Linked DNA regions of Homo sapiens: all the other regions are linked to region 1. Evidence: chromatin contacts called from ENCODE Hi-C or POLR2A ChIA-PET data. All regions are on one chromosome and are shown on one strand. Each heading gives the region's core, a stretch centred on a gene start or an enhancer-like site at or near the end of the contact. The rest is flanking DNA. Distances are from core to core; before and after follow the strand shown.

Region 1 (3,846 bases), core at 616-3,115:
TGCCTGTAATCCCAGCACTTCGGGAGGCCGAGGTGGGAGGATCGTCTGAGGCTAGGAGTTCACAACCAGCCTAGCCAACATGGAGAAACCCTGTCTCTACTAAAAATACAAAAAATTAGCCAGGTGCAGTGGTGGGCGCCTGTAATCCCAGCTACTCAGGAGGCTGAGGCAGGGGAATCACTTGAACCCAGGAGGCAGGGACTGCAGTGAGCCGAGATCATGCCATTGCACTCCAGCCTGGGAAACAAGAATGAAACTCCATCTCAAAAAAAAAAAAAGTTTTTAAAATATAAAATTAAAAAAAGTTTAATTACACAAAATTTTTGACCTTATTTCTCTGAAATGTGTCACATAAAGTGGTCAAAACAGATGTGACAACAAAGCCAACCTTCTAGTCACCACCACCAGGTCAGGAAGTGTAGCGCCCCGTGATCTATTTGCAGGGTTGCCATTGTATATGTAAAACCCGTATTCTCTGTACCAAGTCAAGTTGTTCAGTAGGAATGTTAAAGATTTTTATACTTTTCTTTAAAAAACGTATTTTCCTTTATAACTTTTTAAAAATAACATTTTAACCCAGGTCCCCCGCATGCCCTGCACTCGCATGCCAAAGGCTGGTCCCTGGGTCTCAGACAACCATAGTCCAGCGGGGTCACTGACCTGCCCCAGTCATCAGCCCATGGTGGGTCAGAGCAGCGTCGTTCTCAAGTGGGGACAGACCCGTGTTTACAAGATTCTCAACGCCTGGCTGATGTAACAGCGGCATCAGCCTTCCTTGGGGAGAATGACGACTGTATTTGTTTTTACCCTCTTGTTAAAAATGCTGATTTAATTTTCAAGCTTCTTTTCCTTCTTTCCTTTCTTTTTTCCTCCCCCTCTCCCTCCTTCTTCTTCGTTTATTTTTAGAGCCAGGGTCTCACTCTGTCGCCCAGGCTGGAGTGCAGTGGCCTGACCATGGCTCGTTGCAGCCTCGACCTCCCGGGCTCAAGCCATCCTCCTACTTCAGCCTCCTGAGTAGCTGGGACTACAGACGAGCGCCACTATGCCTGGCTGATTTTTTAAAAGTTTTTGTAGAGACAGTCTAACTATGTTGCCCAGTCTGGTCTCGAACTCCTGGGCTCAAAAGATCCTGCCACCAACACCTAAGTGTTGGGATTGCGGATGTGAGTCTCCGCGCCAGGTTTCTTCTCTTTTCTTGTGCGTTTCACGCAAAAAAACCCGAGTCCCTGAAGCTACGCTGCTTTCCTGCCTCTAGGGAAAACGGGAGTTTTTTCTGCTCGTTTGCTCTCTCTCTTTTTTGTTTGCTTATTTGTTTTTAGTATTTTTAGCATGTTTTGGAAACATTTCGTTCCAATGAGTGTTTGAAAAGCAGCTCCCCCGCCCCACGCTCCGGGCGGGCGCCTCCCACTCCCTGACCCCGGGGAGGGTGGGCACCACTCCCAGACGCGGGGGACGCGTGGGTGTCGCTCGGGGGCGCTCGCCTCCCCCACCCAGCCTGTCCCGGGCCGCGAGCGCTTCCAGTCGGGTTACTTCTGGGGGACAAGAAAGGCACCGTCTGAACGGTCGAGACGCTTTTTCCCGCTACGGTTTTCCCCGGAGCTGACAGGGGCAGCAAGGTCGGAGTTGATCCGAGGGTCCCTGCCTGGTCCCGGGGGGACGGTCAGCCTCCCGCCCGGAGCCGCGGGGAGAGGAAGCAGGTCGGGGTCTCCGGGACGCGCAGACACCCAGACACCGGCGGCCTCCTCCCACCAGGCTGGCAGTCGCTGAGCCCTGGCGCCTCCTTAAAGCCGCAGCTCCGCCCCGACCGCCCCGCCCGCCAGTCCGTCCTCAGACCCTCCCAACCGCCGGGTCCCCGCCGCCTCGGCGGAGTGTTGTAGAGCCTCGAGCCTGCGAGGAGCGCGCCGCCCGCCAGCTCCCTGCGTCCCGTCCCGCGTCCCCGCGTTCCCGCGTCCTGCGATCCGCCGCCATGGCCAGTGAGGAGCTGGCGTGCAAGCTGGAGCGCCGGCTGCGGCGCGAGGAGGCCGAGGAGAGTGGCCCCCAGCTGGCTCCCCTCGGCGCCCCAGCCCCGGAGCCCAAGCCCGAGCCCGAGCCTCCCGCCCGTGCGCCCACGGCCAGCGCCGACGCGGAGCTGAGCGCCCAGCTGAGCCGGCGGCTGGACATCAACGAGGGCGCTGCGCGGCCCCGGCGCTGCAGGGTCTTCAACCCCTACACGGAGTTCCCGGAGTTCAGCCGCCGCCTCATCAAGGACCTGGAGAGCATGTTCAAACTGTGAGCTCCCGCTGCGCGCCCTTCGCCCCCGGGACCAGGGAGGGAGCGGGAGGGCTTTCTGGTCCGAAGTCCCGGGCCCTGTTTGTGTGGGGAGGGGTCCCGGGGTGCAGGTAGCATTTGGCCCAACGCAGCCAGATCTTGCGTGCTCGGGTCTATCTCGGCGCGGTGGGGGACGGGGCCGAAGAGGGGGGACACCAGGAGCAGGAGCTCTCCGGGACGGAGCCCAAAAGTTCTCGGCGGCTGCCGGGCCCGAGTTCCAGGTCCCCCAACCCCGACCACTGGTCCCGCCCCCTCCGCCCGCCAGTCCGGAGATTTGCTCCGAAAGCAACTTCTAGGAAAGGGAGCCGTCGCCGCGCCTCACCTGCCAGCTTTCACTGTATCCCCCCAAGGGAAAAATTAGCCCCTGTTGGCCTTTTATCTTTTAAAACAAAAGGGGAAAGTTAATCCTTGGCTGCAGCGCGGGGTCTGATGAATGAGCGGAGGCCGAGAACGGGGAGTTTGGTAAAGTCGTTGTAAGAGATTCAGGACTTTCCTGGAGCAGGCGCGGCCCGGGAGCCTCCTGGGGGCGCGGGGAGGGGGGGCGGTTGTGGGAACCGAACTTGGCCGCTGGCACCGGTCCGGCGGGGGCTCGTTGCGGTCCTGCTCTGTGAGCCCCAGTGCGCGGGGAGCCGCTCACCTGGGGAGACACTGAGCCAGAGGCAGGCGATAGAGACCCACTAGTCCACCTCGTCGCCTGGAACCTCCGGGGATCTCAGTTTCCTCATCTGGAGAGTGGGAGCAGTAACAGTCCCTGCCTTTTAAGGCCGAAAAGTATTTTGCACCCGGTAAGCTCTTAACCGAGCTATTAATATTTCCAGAATTGAGCCGAGACCGGAAAAATGCCTGGGGGAGCTGAGGCCGCCGGCCAGGTCATGCTTGGGCGTTTTTAAAAGCGCATGGAATGTGTTTGCCCTCCGCGTGGAGGTTCTATTTAAAGGCGCTGTGACTGGCGCTGCGTCGCCTGAGCCTCCGCTGCCCCTGCATGGAGGTTTGCAGAGCCGGCACTTGGGAGCCTCCGCCTCCTCTGCCTCCCTGACACCCTGGTTTCTTTGTCTGGCTTCCAGGCACTGATCTGTGGCGTTTTCTGGGTCTAGTTTGGGCAGTTCAGGAAGGCCCAGTGCGCTAAAGAATGCGGCTGGGGCGAAAATGGAAAAGCAATGGGTGAGGCAAGGTTTGTTGGAGCCCTTTGATTTCTCTGGGGTAATGCCTTTCATGGGAAGACTGCCCTGGCCGGGCTGCTCCCAGACCCCACCAGTTCCTCCCAGTCCAGCTGGATTCAGGGGATCTTGGGGAGGGACCTTTATCTTCAAGTTTTCTTGTGGCCACTCAGGCTTCTTTTGTTTTTCCTATAAAACAATCTTTGGAAAGATCAACTTGTAGTTGACTACCTAAGAGTGATAAAAAGAGTCCATATGCTCAGAGGGTCTTGGGAGACGAAGCAAGGTGGCATCTGTGAGCAAACAGGTACTGGACCAGGATCACGCAAAGGGGAGCCGGGCACAGTGGCTTACGGCTGTAATCCCAGCACTCTGGGAGGAC
Region 2 (3,846 bases), core at 958-3,457, 720 kb after region 1:
CCCTGCCTCCCGCACCCGCCTTGCTACCGGCTTCACCAAAATCCCTCGTCACCCGCTCTGCTCACCTGGTAGGGGTAGTCTCCCCGTTTTTGCGTTTTCCTGGGAAACTCCCTTCATATCTGACCTCTCCATTCCAATCCCAAACCCTGCTCAGGTCACCCGGCTCCCCCGCGGAATGAAGGAATGAACTGTTTCTTCCCCTGTGCGTCCCCGCCCCTCCTCCGCCTTGCACACTCCTCCAGGGTTTTGCCTCTGTGTATCACTCCACATGTAGTTAATTGATAGAAAAGTCCCAACCCTGTGGGGAGGCTGGAGCCCTTTGTGCCTGCATGAGTTCCCTAGGGCTGCCAGAGCACTGCACCATAGGCCGGGCGGCTTCCACCACAGGAATTGACGCTCTCGGTTCTGGTGGCTGGAAGTGCGAGATCACGGTGTCGGCAGGGGGAGTTCCATCGGAGGCCTTTCTCCTTGGCTTGTAGATGCCATCTTCTCCCTGTGTCTTCACATGGGCTGCCCTCTGTGTGTGTCTGTGTCCTCATCTCCTCTTTTTATGAGGACGCCAGTCATACCGGATTAGGGATCACCCCTGTGACCTCATTTTAACTTCATTACCTTTTTAAAAACCTTAACTCCAAATGCAGTCACATGCTGAGGTACTGGGGGTTAGGACTTCAACATATGAATTACGGGAGGACACAGTTCAGCATGCGACTGTGCTGCAGAACTTTCTGGGGGGACGGGGGAAGTGTTTTATATTTGTGCTATCCAGCGTGGCAGCTGCTAAGCCACATGCGGCTACTGAGTCCCTGAAATGTGGCTCCTGTGGCTGAGGAACGGAATGCTGAATTCTAACTAATTGAAATTTAAGTAGCCACATGTGGCTAGTGGCTATAGTACCCTGGGGCACCATGGGGCCTTCGGCCTGTCCCGGACTGTTCCTGCCTTAGGCCTTGTCCTCCTCTGTCCTGGCCGTGAGCCCATGCCCCTGGCCGTGTCCCCATGCCAGATGCCACTCTGCAGCCCCAGGTCACTGCCCAGGGCGGCGCGGCCAGCGAATGCCTATTGGCAGGCGAGGTCTCTAGCGGCAGCCCTTTGACAGGGAGAGGGCACACCTGGGCAGTCCCTTACTGATTTGCCCCTCAGAGCAGGGCAGACAGATGGACAGCATTTCCTCTGGGTGGCACCAAGCCCTGCTCCACCTGGATGGCACCAAAAACTTAGCTGATCTCATCTCCAGCTTCGCTTCCTCCTCTTCTGCCCAGAGCAGCGCTGGACCCCACCCGCCCACCATCCAGCAGCCCCCCTGGGAAACATGGGACTCGTTCTGGTCACCTCTGTCTCCCTCCAGTCGCTGGTCACTCCCCACCTGGATCTCAGTCCACGTCTCTATCTCTCAGCCCCTCGGTAATCCAGGGCGTCCACCTGCCCTGATAACTTCAAAGCCCGGATCACAGGCCCCAGCGTGGTGACCCAGCCCCGCCCAGGGTTAAATCCCTCAAGGGCTTCCTGCTGCCTTCCATCCCCTTATCTGGTTTCCAAAGCCCGCTTCGACCTGCCCGCCCCGAGGCTCATATCTTAATGCCATTTTCCTTGCTCTAAGCACCAGCTTCCCTTTCTTCCCCCGTCTTCGCCCAACACTCGTTCTTTCTTGCCTCCAGGCCTTTGCACAAATCTGGTCTCTGCCTAGAACATGGTTCCCTCTCTAGTCACAACTCCTGCTCACATTTTCCATCTCTCCTTAAGAACCGTTTTCTCCAGGAAGCCTTCCCAGATGGAGCGGTGCATCCCAGCTCTGGCGTCCCGAGGCCCGTCCCAGTACCGGGGTCTCTTTCCAGCACGCGCGCGCGCATTCGAGCTCGCCCCAAACTCGGCCACACAAGGCTGGGCAGGACAGACACAGCCCCAGCCTGCCTGAGGTTACCTACATTCTGATGCGGAAGAGTAGAGATGTTTTAAGAAGTGAATATAGAAACAAGAACACAAACGGCGTTCCAGAAATAACACACAGAAGCCACGGCCCGGAGAGGTGGGCGGGGGGCCCGGGACGCTTCAGGTGGGGGCGGGGAGGGGCCGCGCGGCGCCGTCTGCAGCTGCGCGCATGGCCGGCAGGGGGCGCGGCGGGGAGAGGCGGGAGGCCGCCCCCACCGCCCCCGGCCCGGCCCGCCCTCGGCCCCGCCCCTCCCGCCGGCCCCGCCCCGCCCCCGCCCGCGGTGCGCGCGCTGGCCCGGCAGCATGGCGGCGGCGGCGGGCGCCCCTCCGCCGGGTCCCCCGCAACCGCCTCCGCCGCCGCCGCCCGAGGAGTCGTCCGACAGCGAGCCCGAGGCGGAGCCCGGCTCCCCACAGAAGCTCATCCGCAAGGTGTCCACGTCGGGTCAGATCCGACAGAAGGTGAGCCCGCGGCGCGGCGGCCCGGGCGCGCGCCCCTCACGCCGCGGCAGCCCCGGCCGAGGCCCGTGGCCCTGCCCGAGCGGCCGCCCAGGCCCGGCTCGGCCCGGCCCGGGGTCCCGCGGGCGTCACCGCCCCTGTCGAGCGTGCCCCGCCGCTGTAACGGGCCGGCGCCCCGGGCGGAGCGCGCGGCCCCCGACGGACGGCGGGCGGCTGTGGGGCCGGGCGGGGGGCGCGCAGGTGGGCGCCCCGGGCGCCGCGCGCTGGGCGGGGGGCGCGCGCCGAGTTGGGCCGCGAGGACCCGGAGGAAACTGAGGCCTAGATGCAGGGGACTGCGCTCGTGCCACCGAGCGGGTCCCACGCGGGGGCTCCCGGCTGCGCCCCGCGGGCGTCCGCGGTCCCCAAACCCCGGTTCTGCACGTTTCTCAGGAGCGGTCGGGTGGTGTCCCGCGAGTGCCCTGCAGACTTCCCTGTGGTGCCCTCAGAAGTCCGCTCGGACCCGGGTGCGAGGGATCACCCCTTCACCCCTTCATCCCAAAAGGGAAGGAAGGGATGCGCGTTCAGTGACCGTCTCTCTCAGCAAAGCCGGGACCGCGCACCCGCTTGGCACCCAACTCTCCACGGAGAACTCCTGACGCTAAATGTTAGATAAAGACGCACGTCCTTTTTGCAGGAGGAAAGTTGCACCGTTTGTTTTCCCATTGTGCTTCCTATTGAAAACAGCTTACGGTTTTTGCTCCAGGTGAGCCCGCCCGGTTAGAACACTGCTTCCTCAGGCAGGTGGCTGGACAGGTGGCTGCGAGCAGGCTGGGTCCCTGGGGCAGCTCTGGCAGATCCGGTTGGCACGGACTTTCTCCTCCTGCTGCAGTGCGCTTTTCCTCCGGGGCGGATTAGGTTCAGCCGTTCCCTTCACCGTGGGAGCCTTCTCTTCTGTCAGCCTTTGATACCTGCGATGGGGGAACCTGAGGTCCTAACATGTTACAAACAGGTTTGTTGTGAAGTGCTCCAGTTATTCAGCAAATAGGTACCGAACACCTGCTTTGTTCCGGGTATAACAGTAGCAGTAGTGATGATAATGATAGCAATAGCAAATAACAATTCTTTAATAAGCCTTCTATGTGCCAGGCACTTTCTTGGGTTAGCTTTACAGCACTTGACATGGTTAGTTTATTAGTACTGGTGAGAACCCAATAAGTTGGATGCTATCATCTCCGTCTTTTGGAATTGGAATAGAAATAGAATCAAGGTTAAATGACTTGCCCAGGGTGTCACAGGTCGTAAATGTGGATGTGTGTTGGAACCATGGTCAGGACCGTAAGATGGAAGGCAGTTTCTACACCTAGGGATTCTCAGTCTAGTTGGGAGATGGACGCCTGTGCACCTGACATGACAACATTGTAAGTGCCGCGGAAACTCGGGGCAGAGACCTGCCCTGGGGAGGCAGGAGTGGTTTCCTTTAAG
Region 3 (3,846 bases), core at 914-3,413, 620 kb after region 1:
AAACCGCAATTACTTTTACACCAACCTAAAAACAATTCTGCAACAAAGATTTTTGTATGTGGACATGTGTCCAAATATTTCTTGGCATAAATTCCTGCAAGTGGAATTGCTGGTTAGGCAAACTGCAAATTTGTAAACATATTTTTATATATATAGAGAGAGAGTCAGGGTCTTGCTCTGTTGACCAGGCTGCTGGAACACAGTGGTGCTATCACAGCTCACTGCAGCCTTGACCTCCTAGGCTCGAGCGATGCTCCCACCTCAGCCCCATCCCAGTAGCTAGGATTACAGGCACACGCCACCACACTCAACTAATTTTTTGTATTGTTGTAGAGACAGGTTGTGTCATGTTGCCCAGGCTGGTTGGTCTCAAATTCCTGAGCTCAAGTGATCCTCTCACCTTGGCCTCCCAAAGTGTTGGGATTACAGGTGTGAGCCACCATGCCCAACCTTGGAAACATATTTTAATCATAAATGTGGGAAATTAACATGCTCAACTGTCAAGATTTGGTGTAATGGTCTTTTAAGGGTGGTGCCACTGCTGCATTTGAAGGCATTCTCGGTCACTTTCAGAACTTTTTCATTTTCTTCAGCGTGTGAGGAAGTCACTTCTATTTCTGATCCCATTGGATCCTTCCAACGACTTCAGGTCCACTCAATACTGACTACCAGTGAACCATCTTCAACTACAGTGCTAGAAGCCTGACTGTCCTCCTCTCCTCAGCCTAAGTTCTTCTTATCTGTCTCTGAAGGACCTTCCTCTGGACTTGAGACACACTGGAAGAGAAGGTAGTTTCTGATATTCCTTTCCTCTTTTGGCCAACTACTTTGTCTGGCTCCATTTTCATGCAGTAAATTCACTAATTGTTAAAGGCAGATGGAGCTCCAGCAACTCTATTACAGAACTGGGTTTTCCATTCTACTGAGCTTGTTCACAGACACAACTTTCTCAGGAGCCAGTGTGTCTTCATCTCCCCCTTTCAACATCTACAGCCTCAGATTACCTTCTAAGGCTCCATTTATTGTCAGGCCACAATTTCTAGGATTCTAACAATGAAGACAAACTCTGATACACAATTCACATCTTTCTTAGCTCCCGTTTCCAGTTCTCTTCTCCATTGCAAACAAAAACAAAAACCCCAAACAAACCACAAAACCTGTTTCCAAGTTCAGTGGGACACTCTTCCCAACGCACCCTGACTTCAGGTATGTAAGAGTTAAGAAACAAGAAAGAAACACGAAAAGCAGCTTAACAATCAAAGACAGGTTTATTTTGGAGAATAAACCTGAGAGGGGCTTCTTGTCGATTTTGGTCAGGAGCGTTTTCTCTTACACACTAAGGGTGTTTAAGGGTTTACGAAGCGGTGAGCTTATTGCAGGTTCGTAATGTTTCTGTATGAGGGAAAGTTTATTGCAGGGTTGGAAAGTCTCTGGCCGGAGGGGAGGCTATCTCTGGGTTGGCATGTTTCTGGTTGGAAGTGGGTTTATCTTAGGGTTGGAATGTTTCTGGTTATGCTGACATTAGCCATTAGGCTGATGTTTTTGGGTTGGATTTAGGCAGTTTCTTAATCAAGGGGAACTTAAAATGGTGGCAGTTGTCCAAGATGGCAATGCTCCTGCTGTCAGGGTAGGCCTTGGGAAGACACCAGGTGTCTTTGTAAACTTAGGTTTCCCCTGTACCAAGCACAGTGCTGACTGCATTACATGGGTTTTTCTTTTTACTATTCGTGACAACCTTCTGAGGTAGGTATCATTACTGTCCCCATTTACAGATGAGACAACTGAGGCTTAGGTAGGCTGTCACTCATCCACAGCCACAGAGCTACTATGGAGGGAACCCCATTTGTTCCTAAACTGCGATTAAAAATAAAAGTGGGGGGAGACAGGCCAAGAAAAAAAACACGAAAAGGGTTGAAAAGCAGCAAAAGAAAAGTAAGCAGTCAGGCGGAAACGGCCCCTTTCCTGCCTCCTTCCCGCCCGGCGCTGGGCCTTGCGCAGGGCCCGGACGCCCCCAAGCGGCCACCTCTCTGCAGCTGACGCTTCCGGCTACAGGCTGGCGTCACTAGCGAGCGCCCTGCGTAGGCACCGGCTCCTGAGCCCGTGCTTCGGGTGAGGGGGCGGGTCTTCCGGCCCTCTCGAAAATCATTTCCGGCATGAGCCGGAAGACCGTCCCGGATGGCCTCGGGGACTGCCAGTGTGTGGAGGTGAGCTCCGGGATTGCCGGCATTCCCGCTTCTGCTGGTTGCTTCATGCTGCAGGCTGCGGCCGTCAGCCCTCGCTCGCATTGGTGGCGCTGAGGTGCCGGGGCAGCAAGTGACATGTCGTCGGGCCTCCGCGCCGCTGACTTCCCCCGCTGGAAGCGCCACATCTCGGAGCAACTGAGGCGCCGGGACCGGCTGCAGAGACAGGCGTTCGAGGAGATCATCCTGCAGTGTGAGCGGCGCCGGTGCGGGCTGGGAGTGGGGCGGGCGGGCCCCGCGGAGGCATGCGGGGCGTCAGCGGGAACCTGAGGCCGAGTCCCTGGCGCCGCCCGCACGCATGGCGGCCGCCCCGGGTAACCCGCGCTTGGGACGCCGCACGCCTTTTAAATGTTTTTTCTAACCTGCGTTTTATCTTTGGAGGATTTTCCCTATTAAATTGTACGATCTTTGTGGGGAGGCACAGTTCGTGTTTGTATTTGTAAATCCCAGTAGCTCATACAATGCTTATGCACTTAAATAGGTCCCAGAAACATCCCATCTATGGGGTCATGTTAATGAAACGGTCGTTGACTTTCAGTCGCAGAATTAACATTGCCTTCTCAATGCACTGGAACGGGTGGCCTTTGATTCCTCAAACTTACTTCCCTTACTCCACCTTGGTGGTTTTTTTTGCGGGGAAACGGGATAGGGGATCAGGGTCTTGCTGTGTCGCCGAGCCTGGAGTGCAGTGGCGGAGATCACGGCTCACTGCAGTCTCAAACTCCCAGGATCAAGTGATCCTCCCACCTAAGCCTCCCGAGTAGCTGGGATTACAGACGCGCTTCACCACGGTCGGCTAATTTTTTTAAAAAAAAATTTTTTGGAACGAGGTCTCACTGTGTTTCCCAGGCTGGTCTCCAACTCCTGCGCTCAAACGATCTTCCCACCTCGGCCTCCCAAAGTGCTGGGATTATAGGCGTGAGCCACCGAGCCCGGCCCCACCTTGGTGTTAATATCGTAATATCTTTTAGGCGGGACAGAACCTTTACTGTTACTGAAATCTTCAGTATGAAAGAGGTGGTTTTCTTTCCCCTTACTGCTTGCAGCTTAAGGGTACAAAAATGTTTGTACCTTTACCTAAATTATAATGGTCCTAAGGTGGTTCCATCTGCGTCTGAAAGTAAACCTGACGACTTTCTCAAGTTATGCTGTTGATGATATTCAGAATAATAATTGCTACCTTATATTGCATTCTGATTGTGCAAAATCAGTAGTTCTCAAACTTAGCTCCACATTAGAATCACCTATGGATCTTTAAAAAATTACAAATCCCAAGCCACACCCCAGACCAACTAAATCACAAGTATCACAGTACACAAGTATCAGTGTGTGTGTGTTTGTGTTTGTGTGAGATTAAGCCTAGAACTGCATGCCAAGTTATCAGTGTTTTTTGATGCTTCCCAAATGACTACTGTGCAGACAAATTTTAGTACTGTGGTAAGTATTTGCATGTGTTATTTTATCTTTCCCAAAATTCTGTGTATGAAGCAGGAACTGTTATTGCCATTTTCACACATGGAACTGAGGCCAAGAGAGATTAGGTAACTTCTGAGGTTGCACAGCAGGTTAATGGTGAGACTGGGTTTTTTTGTTTTTTTTTTTTTTT

The links. A loop is a pair of places that touch in the nucleus more often than their neighbours do. ChIA-PET counts read pairs that join two places held with the same protein, here RNA polymerase II (POLR2A). Pooled maps may share reads with other maps.
Region 2: a pooled map shows a loop between it and region 1 (2.1-fold over the local background). The contact joins the promoter of DGKD here to the promoter of EFHD1 in region 1. A Hi-C loop is called at or near these places in 1 of 50 pooled maps. POLR2A ChIA-PET finds 5 or more read pairs at or near these places in 3 of 52 experiments (A673, OCI-LY7 and activated CD4-positive, alpha-beta T cell).
Region 3: a pooled map shows a loop between it and region 1 (2.9-fold over the local background). The contact joins the promoter of ATG16L1 here to the promoter of EFHD1 in region 1. A Hi-C loop is called at or near these places in 3 of 50 pooled maps. POLR2A ChIA-PET finds 5 or more read pairs at or near these places in 4 of 52 experiments (CD4-positive, alpha-beta T cell, activated CD4-positive, alpha-beta T cell, activated CD8-positive, alpha-beta memory T cell and 1 more).

Annotation. Positions count from the first base shown.
Region 1 is chr2:232,631,739-232,635,584 of GRCh38, forward strand. It overlaps EFHD1 (EF-hand domain family member D1), which reads left to right and starts at 1,866. Exons shown (of 4, transcript NM_025202.4): 1 at 1,866-2,268. The coding sequence starts at 1,967. RefSeq lists silencers at 1,904-1,963, 2,041-2,335.
Region 2 is chr2:233,352,287-233,356,132 of GRCh38, forward strand. It overlaps DGKD (diacylglycerol kinase delta), which reads left to right and starts at 2,208. Exons shown (of 30, transcript NM_152879.3): 1 at 2,208-2,388. The coding sequence starts at 2,233. RefSeq lists enhancers at 1,658-1,717, 1,858-1,907 and a silencer at 2,158-2,397.
Region 3 is chr2:233,249,510-233,253,355 of GRCh38, forward strand. ATG16L1 (autophagy related 16 like 1) reads left to right here and starts at 2,164. Exons shown (of 18, transcript NM_030803.7): 1 at 2,164-2,433. The coding sequence starts at 2,319. RefSeq lists an enhancer at 1,752-2,451.